4 separate regions of the Homo sapiens genome follow, and regions 1, 2 and 3 are each linked to region 4. Evidence: chromatin contacts called from ENCODE Hi-C or POLR2A ChIA-PET data. All regions are on one chromosome and are shown on one strand. Each heading gives the region's core, a stretch centred on a gene start or an enhancer-like site at or near the end of the contact. The rest is flanking DNA. Distances are from core to core; before and after follow the strand shown.

Evidence for each region. Hi-C counts contacts between places; a loop is a spot of excess contacts on that map. ChIA-PET counts read pairs that join two places held with the same protein, here RNA polymerase II (POLR2A). Pooled maps may share reads with other maps.
Region 1: a loop to region 4 is called in a pooled map, with 4 times the contacts of the local background. The contact joins the enhancer-like site here to the promoter of NUP214 in region 4. A Hi-C loop is called at or near these places in 6 of 50 pooled maps.
Region 2: a map of CD4-positive, alpha-beta T cell shows a loop between it and region 4 (6-fold over the local background). The contact joins the promoter of FUBP3 here to the promoter of NUP214 in region 4. A Hi-C loop is called at or near these places in 1 of 168 maps with a recorded cell type or tissue (CD4-positive, alpha-beta T cell), 3 of 37 single-sample maps with no recorded cell type and 12 of 50 pooled maps. POLR2A ChIA-PET finds 5 or more read pairs at or near these places in 1 of 52 experiments (Panc1).
Region 3: POLR2A ChIA-PET joins it to region 4 with 11 read pairs in HepG2. The contact joins the enhancer-like site here to the promoter of NUP214 in region 4. POLR2A ChIA-PET finds 5 or more read pairs at or near these places in 5 of 52 experiments (HEK293, HepG2, K562 and 2 more).

Annotation. Positions count from the first base shown.
Region 1 is chr9:131,655,313-131,658,122 of GRCh38, reverse strand. All of the region lies in intron 1 of RAPGEF1 (Rap guanine nucleotide exchange factor 1), which reads left to right. Among named protein-coding and RNA genes, the nearest start is that of RAPGEF1, 83 kb to the left of the region's middle. RefSeq lists enhancers at 1,093-1,172, 2,340-2,810. Within about 2 kb of position 1,507, at least 29 of the 41 ENCODE cell types and tissues checked have a DNase peak (open chromatin) inside an H3K27ac peak, as active enhancers do.
Region 2 is chr9:130,578,195-130,581,097 of GRCh38, reverse strand. It overlaps FUBP3 (far upstream element binding protein 3), which reads right to left and starts at 1,521. Exons shown (of 19, transcript NM_003934.2): 1 at 1,334-1,521. The coding sequence starts at 1,417. LOC100272217 (a long non-coding RNA gene) reads left to right here and starts at 1,604. Exons shown (of 1, transcript NR_027440.1): 1 at 1,604-2,903. LOC124902286 (a long non-coding RNA gene) reads right to left here and starts at 1,258. Exons shown (of 2, transcript XR_007061818.1): 1 at 850-1,258; 2 at 1-439. RefSeq lists a silencer at 1,204-1,573.
Region 3 is chr9:130,534,701-130,537,793 of GRCh38, reverse strand. No RefSeq gene overlaps it. Among named protein-coding and RNA genes, the nearest start is that of FUBP3, 43 kb to the left of the region's middle. Within about 2 kb of position 1,738, at least 5 of the 41 ENCODE cell types and tissues checked have a DNase peak (open chromatin) inside an H3K27ac peak, as active enhancers do.
Region 4 is chr9:131,124,197-131,127,184 of GRCh38, reverse strand. It overlaps NUP214 (nucleoporin 214), which reads right to left and starts at 1,599. Exons shown (of 36, transcript NM_005085.4): 1 at 1,436-1,599. The coding sequence starts at 1,480. It also overlaps the pseudogene RNU6-881P. RefSeq lists an enhancer at 1,401-1,700.

The DNA.
Region 1 (2,810 bases), core at 258-2,757, 530 kb before region 4:
TGTGTTCCAGGAGACATGTATGAGCAGCATTGTTTATTAAAGCAAAAATGCTGGAAGCGACCCAGTGTCCACTGACAGGAGAGCAGATAAATAAAGCTGGGATTATGGAATCTACGGAATTTCTCAGCATTGAAAACGAAATCACTGATACACCCCAGCATGCCTGAGTGTCAGGCCTGCTATTGAGTAAAAAACAAGAGCGTGAGAATCTTTACAATATGCCATCACTTAGGTAACGTTCACAAACTTATAAGTTAAACTGTATATGTCGATATAAACTATCCTGAAAAGTAAGGGATGATAAGTCTGAAAGTCAGAGTCGGGCTGCCTGTAGGGAAGAGATGTGGCTGTAGAGGAGCACATGGCAGCACCAGTGGAATCCATCCGCTTCTCGAGCTGCACCATCCAGTGTGCCAGTCACCAGCCCCAGGGGCTGTTTACACAGTTAACTCACAGTTCAGTGCCTCAGCCACAGCAGCCACAATCAGGCCTCAGTAGCCACTAGTGCCTGTCGTGTTAGACAGTTCAGGTACCGGCCGCCTCCATCGCTGCAGAAGGTTCTGTTTGCTAGGCCAGATGGTGGGTGCCTGGATTTGATTCATTCTCTATAACTTGTACATATATATATTTGTATGAAATCTTTAAATTTTTTGTTTTAACTTCAATTCTAGAAAATTACTAAAGAGACGCATATACAAATTCTACAGTGTAACTTCCTAAGTGTGAAAAGCAGGGGAATAGCAAGAGAGCAGTTGGTGGCACTGCCTGCGACGCAGCAGTCATGTGGGAACACTCCCTTCACGTCGCCCTCCATCCCAGATGATTGACGTGCATGAGAAAGGGGCAGGGAGAGTGCATCTGTCTGTCTGTCTGTCTGTCTGCCTGCCTGTCTGGAGCCGTTGGCGAGATTGCCCTAACAGCAGTGTTCATGTGAGGGCACCTGTCGTTTCCTCCCCACCCTGCTATCGCAAAGCATTATAGTACCTCCTCAGCACTCAAAGGCATAGTGTGAATGACCTTGAGAATCACCTGAAGCCTGTGCTGCTAACCCAAGGTTTCAAGAAGGATGTGACAAACATACTGTCCTAGTTAGTGCTGTCCTCGATTTCCAGCGTTGAGAAGGTTGGTTGTCATTTGAAAGAATCTCTTCTCTCTGCCTGATTTATGGCTTCTTGTGCTAGAGCTGGCTGTGCTGAGGTGGATACCCTGAGGAGGGAGATTTATTGGTAGGCATTGCACTGTCTTTAGGTGCTGACATGTTTTCCCAGCCTTGCCCAAGGCAGACAAGAATTGTGAGTGCAATAATAAACCTCTTGAGTTCCATCAACAGCTCATAGGCAGAAGTGCCCTTAGTTGGTCCCTGCCCTTGCATGAACCTGAGAGGGTTTTTTGGTGATCGACCTCTACACCTCACTTGTCTACCCCAGTTCCGCCGTGGTCATGACGGCGCAGTTGTGAATCTTGCCAGCTCCTCAGCCCCATGCCTGCCTGAACAGCAACTCAGGGCAGTAGACAGTGGAGAAAGCGGAAGTTGGCTCACCCAGCCTGAAGATCTTTGAGCACCAGAGAACCCACGCATCCTGCCCAGACTTCCCCATTTGTGTCTGCTTTCCCTGCTTCAGTCCTACTCAACAGGATACAAGTCACATGGATTAGGAAACTGCTCTGACAGCCCATCTGACTTGGGAACCTGCCTGGTGAGGGAAGAGGCTGTGTCTTTTAGGGACACTGTGGGGCTGCCATCAGAAGACATGGAGTAGGGACAGCAATAGGATCCGTATGCAGGGAGGCAGGTTAAACCAAAGAGGGAAATAGACTAATAGGCTAAAAGCCAGATTGAGACTTCTGGTTCAGTGCCAAAGGAAGAGAAGAGTGGGCATTTATAAGGTCTCATTTACTTAGAATAGTGAGTTAAATGTTCAGTGTTGCAGAATAACTGGATGAAGATCTGGAAGCAGCTGGGAAATAAGAATTCGGTATCTATCGACCTTGCTATGCATCCAAGCTCCTTGTGTTGAGCGGGTGCCGTGTGCCAGGCATTTTGTGAAATACCTTATTGTATTATCCACAGTAAATATCTCATTTAATCTACATCACATCAGCCATCTCAAGAAATATAATGTTATCTCACTCATTTTCCAGACAAAATAAGGGAAAGATTTAGAGAGATGATATCTAAGTATTTGAATGCAAACATTCTGACTCCAGTGCACACCCCCCTTTTAGAAAATTTTTTGGCCGGGCGCGGTGGCTCACACCTGTAATCTCAGCACTTTGGGAGGCCAAGGCAGGTGGATCACGAGGTCAGGAGATCGAGACCATCCTGGCTAACACGGTGACACCCCGTCTCTACTAAAAATACAAAAAAATTAGCCAGGCGTGGTGGCAGTCGCCCAGGCTGGAGTGCAGTGGTGCAATCTTGCACTGCATGCTCTGCCTCCTGGATTCACGCCATTCTCCTGCCTCAGCCTCCCGAGTAGCTGGGACTATAGGCATGTACCACCAGGCCTGGCTAACAGTGCACACCCTCTTAAGCATCACATGAAGGATTAGACTGTTCACATCCATGTTGAAGTATAAAGAAGGAAGTATAAACTGTAAATGGGATCCACCCTGCTTGGGTGAAGAGAGAGAAGAGGCAGGACAGAGGGGAGCGGGAGAAGTCACACCATCCCAGTTCATTTGAATGCGAGGGATGACTGCTGACATATGAGGGCTGGTGTTGAGAGCCTCCTGACCCTGTTGAGCTGTTCCAGGTGAGCTAGCCAGGTGCAGCAGCTTCCTGTTGACTTGTGTCCCCATCTGGGGAC
Region 2 (2,903 bases), core at 272-2,771, 550 kb after region 4:
CACACATCAGCACAGAGCGAAAGCCATTACATATTAGTAGCCAGTGAGAAACAAGGTTCAGGACCCTGTACTGTAGAGGAGAGCACTGTAACACGCCAGCAAGCAGAGTGGTGGAAGGGGAGCTGGGTGGCATGTTCATCCATTACAGCCATGGGTGGATCTGAAGTCTAAGTAAGATGGATACTCACTACTGTACTGGTTGGCAGCTAGGCAGTAAAGTAACAATTCATCAGATAAAATTTTAGGTGGAACCACAGGTTTGGAAAGTTCTGGGATCCAATATAATGTCTATAGGAGCATCAATATATAACATGAAAAGTCAGTTATCAGGGAAACAGGTAGGGTTCCCTCCCCTGGAATACTGGAAAGAGATGTAAAGACCATATCTTCAAGCGCCCGAGTGAAGACCTTCTTCTAATACAATGACTCCTGTGGCTTTCTGTTAGGAATCAAGCAGTAATTAGTTATAGCCCAACTTTTAAAGTATCAGTGCGCTTACAATTACATAAGAAGAGAGGAGGACATAAGACACTTAACCGAGGAAGCTGAAGTGTTAGGGCTGACTTGTAAGTAAGTTTTAGATACAAATGAAGAACACGTTCTGTTCTAAGTACCATGCCAGAAGCCAGTAAGTATTTTTGGCAGGTCCCATATTCACTCTCTGGGGAAGCCTGGAGCCTTCTAAAACCCAGTTAATTTAACTTTGATTAAATGCACGACATTGTCAGACAGTAAAGTTTCAATGTCGGAATGAGGCCATATCATTCTCCCCAGTAGAGGCAAGCTTGCCATGAGAAATTTCTACATCTTGGGGACCACCCCCACACATGTAACACCTCCCTCTCTCACCTCTCCAAAGAGCACCCTCACATATAAGATGCCCTCGAGTTCCTTCTACTCAACAGAAAGTCTAAAGACGATGTTCCCCAAGTTTTAACAAGCTACTGGGCGTCAGACAGCTGCTTTATGTCTACACCCAGATCCTCCCCGTGGGCTTCCCGGACCCCTCCCCTCGCGAGGTTCAGAACCCCGCGCTAGCTACACTGTGGGTCCAGGCTGGCCGCTGGGGCACGATGGGGCCAGACGCTCTAAGCAAACCCTTTCCCAGCGACTTCAGGCACCTGGGAGACCCGCCCGACAGGCCGGGCCTGGGCCTCGCAGTGGCGCCTTATCCCCCCGGCTCCTCCCGGCTGTAGGAACTCCACGGAACGGCCCGGCCCGGCTGAGACGTCGGTTCAGGCTGCCTCCCGCCCCCCAGGCCCGAACCCCTCTTCCCCGCCCGCCAGGCCCCGCCTCGGGATCTCGTGCTCCTGCCAGCCGGCTGCGCCCGTACCTGCCGGACCCGGTGCAGGGCATCCACGAAGCCCTCGGCCTTCATCCCCACAGGAGCGCTCTGCCCCTGCACCAGCTCCGCCATTACCGCCCCCGCCGCCGTCGCCGCCGCCGCCGACGCCGCCGACGCCGCCGCTCGGCTCCCCGGTCCGGCCTCCCGCTCCGCTTGGGGACCCGTAGCCGGAAAAGGAAAGTCGCCCTACTTCCGGCGGAAGGGAAAGCCGGGACGCTCGCAGCTGGAGGAGTCGCGTCTGCGGGGCGGGGTCAGGGCACGTGACCTTCGACCGATCGGAAGTGGGGGCGGGACGGCAGCGCCGGGGTGGGCTCAGATCGCCAGGCAGCCGTGGGTCTCCAGGGTCCGGTCGCGACCCTTCCCTTCCCGGGCGGGATTTGGTCCAGGACCGTCGATGGCGTCTTGACAGGTCCCCGAGGCTTGGATGTGGTCCCGAGGTGTCCGCTGTCGGCCGTTTGGAATCTCAGAGGGACTGACGTGGCTCTCCCAAGACGGCACCCCGAACAGTCGTGGTTCATCAAAAGCCTGGTCCTGGGTAGCCCCTCCCTGAAATGGCTGTTGGTTGGGAATTTGGGGGCTGAGCGCTTTGAAAGGGCATTGGGACAGCATCACAGAATGTCAGTGTCCCACATTTGCGAGGAGTCCCGGGCCCCAGTTCTTACACTGCAGTTTGCATGAGGATGGGCCACCGCCACTTCCGCCTGGGGTTGTCTGGTGATGCCCCCAGGAGAGACGCGCCCACTGAAAAGCCAGCGTGGTGTCCTCTTACACGGTCCTTAACAAACTCTGGGACTCTGGGGGTGCAGGAAATACCACAGGACCGTCATTACTCCCATACCGGCTGAGTCACAACTGTATTGCAGGAGGCTTCTTGGAACGCCTATGTAACTTTAATGGAAGTGACCAGGTACAGATCTTCTACAGCAAGGAAGGAATCTTAGTGCTAGAATTCAGTTGAGCCTTTGAGTTGGCTCTTCTTATAAGTGAGCAAACAAGTAACAAGGTTTAGGGGGCGCCCATTTTTGTGTTAGCACGATTGCCCTCGTGTTTAATATTTCCCAAGCCCTATTATGATAAGGAGTTGGACTTAATGAAGAACCATGTTGTCAAACATCTTATGCCCATCTTGAAGTTGTGAAGGAGGATGAGCACCAAGAAAAGGAAATAAATAAAATCCAATACGGGCCGGGTGCGGTAGCTCACGCCTGTAATCTTAGCAGTTTGGGAGGCCAAGGCAGGCAGAACTCTTGAGCCCAGAAATTCAAGACCAGCCTAGGCAGCATAGTGAGACCCCGTCTCTACAAAAAATATAATTAGCTGGGCGTGGTGGCAAACACCTGTAGTCCCAGCTACTTGGGAGGCTGGAGTGGGAGGATCACCTGAGCCCTGGAGGTCAAGGCTGCAGTGAGCTATGATCACGCCACTGCAGTACAGCGTGGGTGACAGAGCAAGACCCTTTCTTGGGGAAAAAAGTCCCATATAACTTTCCTTGATGACCCCACCCTCACCCCTCACTGTGTCATTATGCCAAGAGAGCTTTGGGCATTCTAAAGAAGTA
Region 3 (3,093 bases), core at 489-2,988, 590 kb after region 4:
GGTTTGCCGAGCACTTATCTAAGCCGAGCACCCTGCTGAAACATTTCCATGCTGTTCTGGGGAGGATGTTATCTCTGCCCACACCGTGCAGATGAGCGTCGCATCCGAGGTCTGGAAGCGGGAAGTGGCCGCTCAGACCTCTGAACCCACACGTGCTAGTGCTAGCTGTGCCCACGGCTCTCCCTCCTCTGCCGCAGGGGCAGGAGGAGGCTGCAGCATAGGCCAGCGGACAGAGCCGTCCTCAAGCGCTGTTGTAGGAGTGCAAGAACTCGCCACCCTCGAGACCGCCGGCCTGAACACTGCAAGCTGCTGCCTGAGCCTCTCTGATGGAGTCCCGATACAGCGCAGCGACAGTTGAGCCCAGAGATGGCAGGGTACATGTGTGACAGAGGGGACAGGCCATGGAGCTTAACCCCTGCCTCTCCAGTGGGGCCAGCGAGGAAAGGGGCCTGTGGAGCCCGGGCAGGAGCACTGGTTCGGCCGTCTCATCCTTGTCCCTCTGAGGGAGGGTCTGTCGCTTTTGCCATCCAGGCTGGGCTGTTGGAACAGGGTAGGAAGAGTGTCTTTTCTGCTCTTGAACCCTGACCACCAGCTTCTTCTCCATCTAAAACCAGGAAGGGTCTTTAAAAAAGGTACCTGGCTGCTCCCCTCCCTCCATGGCTCCCTATGCCCTCAGGATAAAGCCAAGCTCCTTACCACAGTCTACTGGGTCCTTCTCACCTGGCCCTGGCCACTTCTCTGTCTCCTCCCTTGGGACTCCACTCACGCTGGCCTTCTTTCTGGTCCTCCAATTCAGCTCTGCCTCAGGACTCTTACATATGCTGTTCACTGGCCCCTGCCTGTGCCCACACCCTAGTCTGGTGAGGTTCTTATCTTTCTGATCTCAGCTTAGCTCACCCTAGTTTCCAAGTCTGGGCCAGGGGCTGCCCTGTTATGAGCCCCAGCAACCCTGTCTTGTGCTGACTGGCTCCAAGGACTAACCAGGCACCACCTCACCTTGTGCTAATCATGACAGGCGCTGCTGGTATCTCGTTTTCCTGATGAGGAAACACACTCAGAGAGCCTGAGGCTACAGGTCAAAAGGCAGAGCTGGGATTTGAACCCAGGTCTGTCGGAAGCTCCCAGTGCGTAACAACAGGCAGCCTTTGGGAACTGGAAGAGACCCCAGAAGCCACAGTCCAACCCGCTTATGGGGTGGGTGGGGAAACTGAGGCCCAGAGATGGCCAGTGACTCCCAGGGAGCTGGCAGAGAATCCTGCCCACCTGGCTCCCCAACCCGGCCCCCCAGGCGCGAGTTCCTTGCCTCCCCGCCCTCCACCCAGTGAGCAGAGCTGCGTCTTCTCTCCTTGCAGAGCCTTGCGGTGCAGAGGTACGGGAGGGAGGCAATGGCTGGGCCGGGCACCCTCCCCAGGAGCCAGGCTCTGGCTGGGGGAGTGGAGGGGCCTCCAGCTTCCTTCCCCACCCCTCCCCTAGCCCTGCTGGCAGCTGCTTAGCTCAATTAGCCAACAAGTGGCTGTTTTGTGGAGTTACTGCTGATGTGTTTTAAGTGGCTTTCTGAGTGGGAAATGTTCGGGAGGAGAATCAGGCAGACAAAGGGGCGCGAGTGCATTAGGTTTTATCGCTCTGTTTTGTACACGTCTGACATCACTCTTCAAAGCAAGTTCTGTTCGGCCCTGGGAGAATGATAAAGAGACAAGTGGGAGGGAGTGCAGGCAGGCAGACACGCACGCTCTCTCCCCAGCTCGCTCTCTCCCCTGCTCCCTTGCACGCATGCCATCCATCCCGTCCTCCAAGTGGAGGCATAATGGCCGGAGACGCTGGAGCAAACTGTCCGACAGATGGGGCCTGCCCTGCTCCGGAGGGGAGGCTCGGCTGCAAATAAAGTCTTCAGGTGAAATAGAATAACTGAAGTAGCCAACGATTGTGCGGTGAGAGGGTAATGCGTCTGCCTCTCGCTAATGGCTGCACAGTTGCCAGAGAATGAAACCTCTTCTGATCACGCAGGCGATCCAAGGACAAAAGTCAGCGAGGGAGATGGCAGAGAGAGCGGGGAGGACGGAGCCCCCCAGCTTCATTCCCCACCCCCACCCTCGGGCTGAGGCTTGGACAAAGGGCCCATCCCCGCCTCCAGCTGCTCACTCAGGGCTTCGGCTCCAGGTTTGGTAAAAAGTAATGAGCAGGAAAGTAGCTACCTTTGAGGGGGCACTGGAGAGGATGCTGGGGGTGGGGGGCAGGGGTCCTGGGAGGAGGGAAGACTGGCGTAGGCAATGGTCACGCAGGGTGGATGGCGAGAGATGGTCTGAAGGTACAACGGCTTTCCTTTTGCCTCAATGCAACGCAGTCATCTTCAGGAGCCCCCTTTCTCTCCAGCCCTCGGTTTCTGTTTCCTTAAAAGGAGGAGCTTTGCTTTAACCTGTTGCCCATCTGCTTGTCCGTCCATCCACCCTTCCAAATAGTCATTCGTTTGGTAAGTTTTTGTCTTTTTTTTTTTTTTTTTTTTTTTGAGACAGAGTCTCACTCTGTTGCCCAGGCTGGAATGCAGTGGCATGATCTGGGCTCACTGCGGCCTCACCTCCCAGGTTCAAGTGATTCTCCTGCCTCAGCCTCCTGAGTAGCTGAGATAACAGACATGTGCCACCCCACCCAGCTAAGTTTTGTATTTTTAGTAGAGATAGGGTTTCCCCATGTTAGCTAGGCTGGTCTCAAACTCCTGACCTCAAGTGATCTGTCTGCCTCGGCCTCTCAAAGTGCTGGGATTACAGGTGTGAGCCACCACACCCTGCCATAAGTATTTTATTTATACATTTATTTACTTATTCTGGTGATTCATGAATTGGGCAGCCCCCAGACCAGAATAGGTTGAGAGAGACTCCCAGTATTTTTTGTAAAAAGGTTAAAAATATTTGTTTTTTGCTGTGCATGCACTTCCGGGCACTGAAGTTGACACACACTTTCCTGCTTCCCTTTCTTCGTTCATGGTGAGCTCTCCCCCCTGGAAACCTCCATTCTTCCATCTTCACTTAGTGAAATTGTATCCACTTTCAAAGCCCATTCTGCGTGCTAGCTCCTGGGCGCCACTTGTTCAGATGTACT
Region 4 (2,988 bases), core at 350-2,849:
TCTCGAACTCCGGACCTCAAGTGATCCATCCACCTCAGCCTCCCAAAGTGCAAGCTCACAGGCATGAGCCACCACACTCGGCCCTCATTTTTTTCTGATATGGAACACTTCATGAATTTGTCTGTCATCCATGTAAAGGGGCCATAATAGTCTTCTCTGCATGATCCCAATTTTATATGTGCTGCCAAAGGGAGTGCGAGATTACCATCTTCTAAGTCTGTGGTTCTATTAATAAAACCTTTTTTTCTTCTACCCCAGCATATCTGAGGAATATGACACAACCCCATTAGGTGGCTCACCACAGGTGGTGATTCTCAAAAAATAATCACTATTCTAGGACAGCACGGTAGCTCACGCCTATAATCCCAGCACTTTGGGAGCCAGAGGAGGGCGGATCACGTTAGGTCAGGAGTTCGAGACCAGCCTGGCCAACATCGTGAAACCCAGTCTCTACCAAATGATATAAAAAATTAGTGGGGCGTGGTGGCAGGCGCCTGTAATACCAGCTACTAGGGAGGTTGAAGCAGGAGAATCGCTTGAGCCGGGGAGGTGGAGGTTGCAGGGAGCCGAGATCATGCCACTGCACTCCAGCTTGGGTGACAGAGCAAGACTCTGTCTCAAAAAAAAAAAAAAATCACTATTCTAAACATGGTATTACTATGCCCTAAATGCATTTTAGTGATTTATTGTTCACACAGATGCCTAAAATCTTCCTGCAACTTACTTCTTTTCACTATTTAAAACAGATGTAGCCCGTCTGTTGTACCCTCATTCTGTCAGAACCCATATAAGAACTATTAAACACACCATCCTGAAGTTATCCCTGGGGGACTCCCACGTTGCTATCACTGGGACCACTTGGCCCTCCCTTTAGGTTCCTGACTTTAGGCTGATATACCGAGGTCAAAATAGTCTTCCTAGTCCAATCAACTAAAGGTTCTGCAGGATGGATGACCTTCCCTGACTCTACGTTAGGCAAGCCCGTATCACCTTACAGAAGTACTGGGAGAGCAAAGGTCTTAAATGATGCTGGCTTTCAGCCCCGCGTCAAATGTGACTTTAGGGAAATTACTTTCCGAGCCTCAACTTACTCCTCTACGTTAACGACTACTTCGTAGGGCTGCCGCGATGACTACCACAGTGCCTGGCACACAGTCAACACTCAATAAACAGCAGTTATTGCCACTATTGTGACCGCCCCAGGAAGTAGCTAGGGTAACTCAACAGCCGTGCACGAGACCAGGATGGGACTGGGAAACTGCATTCGGTGGGGCTATCACGCCAGCGGCGCGGCAGACGCGCTGGTGAGAGCTGTGAACGCGGTAAACTGTTCAAGCAGGAGGCGGGACAGCCAGCACCGCGCTTCGCCTTTCAGCTGGGCTCCAAGGCAACGCCAGGACTAAAGAAGGGAGGGAGGCCCCGGTTAGTCTCTGACCTTCATCTCCCGCTCGGGAATCATGGCATCCATCTCGTCTCCCATCGCGCCGCCCTCAGTGTGTCGAAGCAGCCAACGCTGCCTCCCACGGCCTTGCCCACGGAACCCAGGCCGCTCGACAGCAAACTTCCTCCCCTCAGCGCCAGCGGCGCGCAGTTGACCTCGCATTTCCGGCGCGCTTTGGTGACGTCAAGCTTGGTCAGAGGAAGCCGCGGAACCTAGCGAAGCCGCGCGTTCTTCCGGCCGCCGCTCCCCATTGGCCAGCTCGGGCTGAGTAGTGGCGTGGCCGTGAGGTCCCTGCGCCTGCGCCCTGGATGGTCCTGGTGCCGCTCCCGCCTTCGCAGCCAGCGCGGGCTTACCTAGTGTTAAGTCTCTCTTCTTGGGTGGCCCACGCCTAAGCGACCTATGCTTCTTGTTCTTCTGAAATCTTACAGTTCCCCTTAGATGTAGGTTGGCTATTGGTAGCTTCCGATTCAGATAAGTTTGGAACTTGACAGATGTTTTCGGGGGGCTGCTTTAGAGAGAGGCTTTGGACTATGCAAGGGGAGGAAGGGAGGTTCAGAAAAACGGGGTCGGGGGGTCGGCAGGGACGACTCTTAAAGTGTGGAAGGTGGAAGGCTGGGAGGGGAGATTAAAGGGCACCGAAGACCAGCTTTGTTTGCTCCTATCAAGGTGATCCTTTCCAGAGCAAGAGCCATATCCATGTCTAGTCGCACGAGTTTGTGCCAAGTCCTTTGCAAAAACCTTCAGATGTGGGATCTCATGTAATCTTGAAGACATCTTAGTCGTCCTAGGGGTTATTTATTTAATTGATGAGACGCGGGTGGCTCATGCCTATAATCCCAGCACTTGGGAGGCGGAGACAGGAGGATTGCTTGAGACCAGGAGTTTGAGACCAGCCTCGGCAACATGGCGAGACCCCGTCTCTATAAAAAACAAAACAAAACCACAAAAATTAGCCAGCAGTGATGGCATGCGTATGTAGTCTCAGCTACTCGGGAGGCTGAGGTGGGAGAATTGCCTGAGCCCAGGAGGTTGAGGCTACAGGGAGCTGTGATTGCACCATTGCACTCCAGCCTGGGTGACAGAGCCAGGCCCTGTCTCAAAAAGTAAATAAAAGGCCGGGCGCGGTGGCTCACGCCTGTAATCCCAGCACTTTGCGAGGCCGAGGCGGGCGGATCACGAGGTCAGGAGATGGAGACCATCCTGGCTAACACGGTGAAACCCCGACTCTACTAAAAATACAAAAAATTAGCCGGGCGCGGTGGCGGGCACCTGTAGTCCCAGCTACTCGGGAGGCTGAGGCAGGAGAATGGCGTGAACCCGGGAGGCGGAGGTTGCAGTGAGCAGAGACAGCGCCACTGCAGTCTGGCCTGGGCGAAAGAGCGAGACTCCGTCTCAAAAAAAAAAAAAAAAAAAAAGTAAATAAAAATAGGCTGGGAGCAGTGGCTCACGCCTGTAACCACAGTACTTTGGGAGGCCGAGGTGGGTGGAACACCTGAGGTCAGGAGCTCGAGACCAGCCTGGCCAACATGGTGAAACCCCGTCTCTGC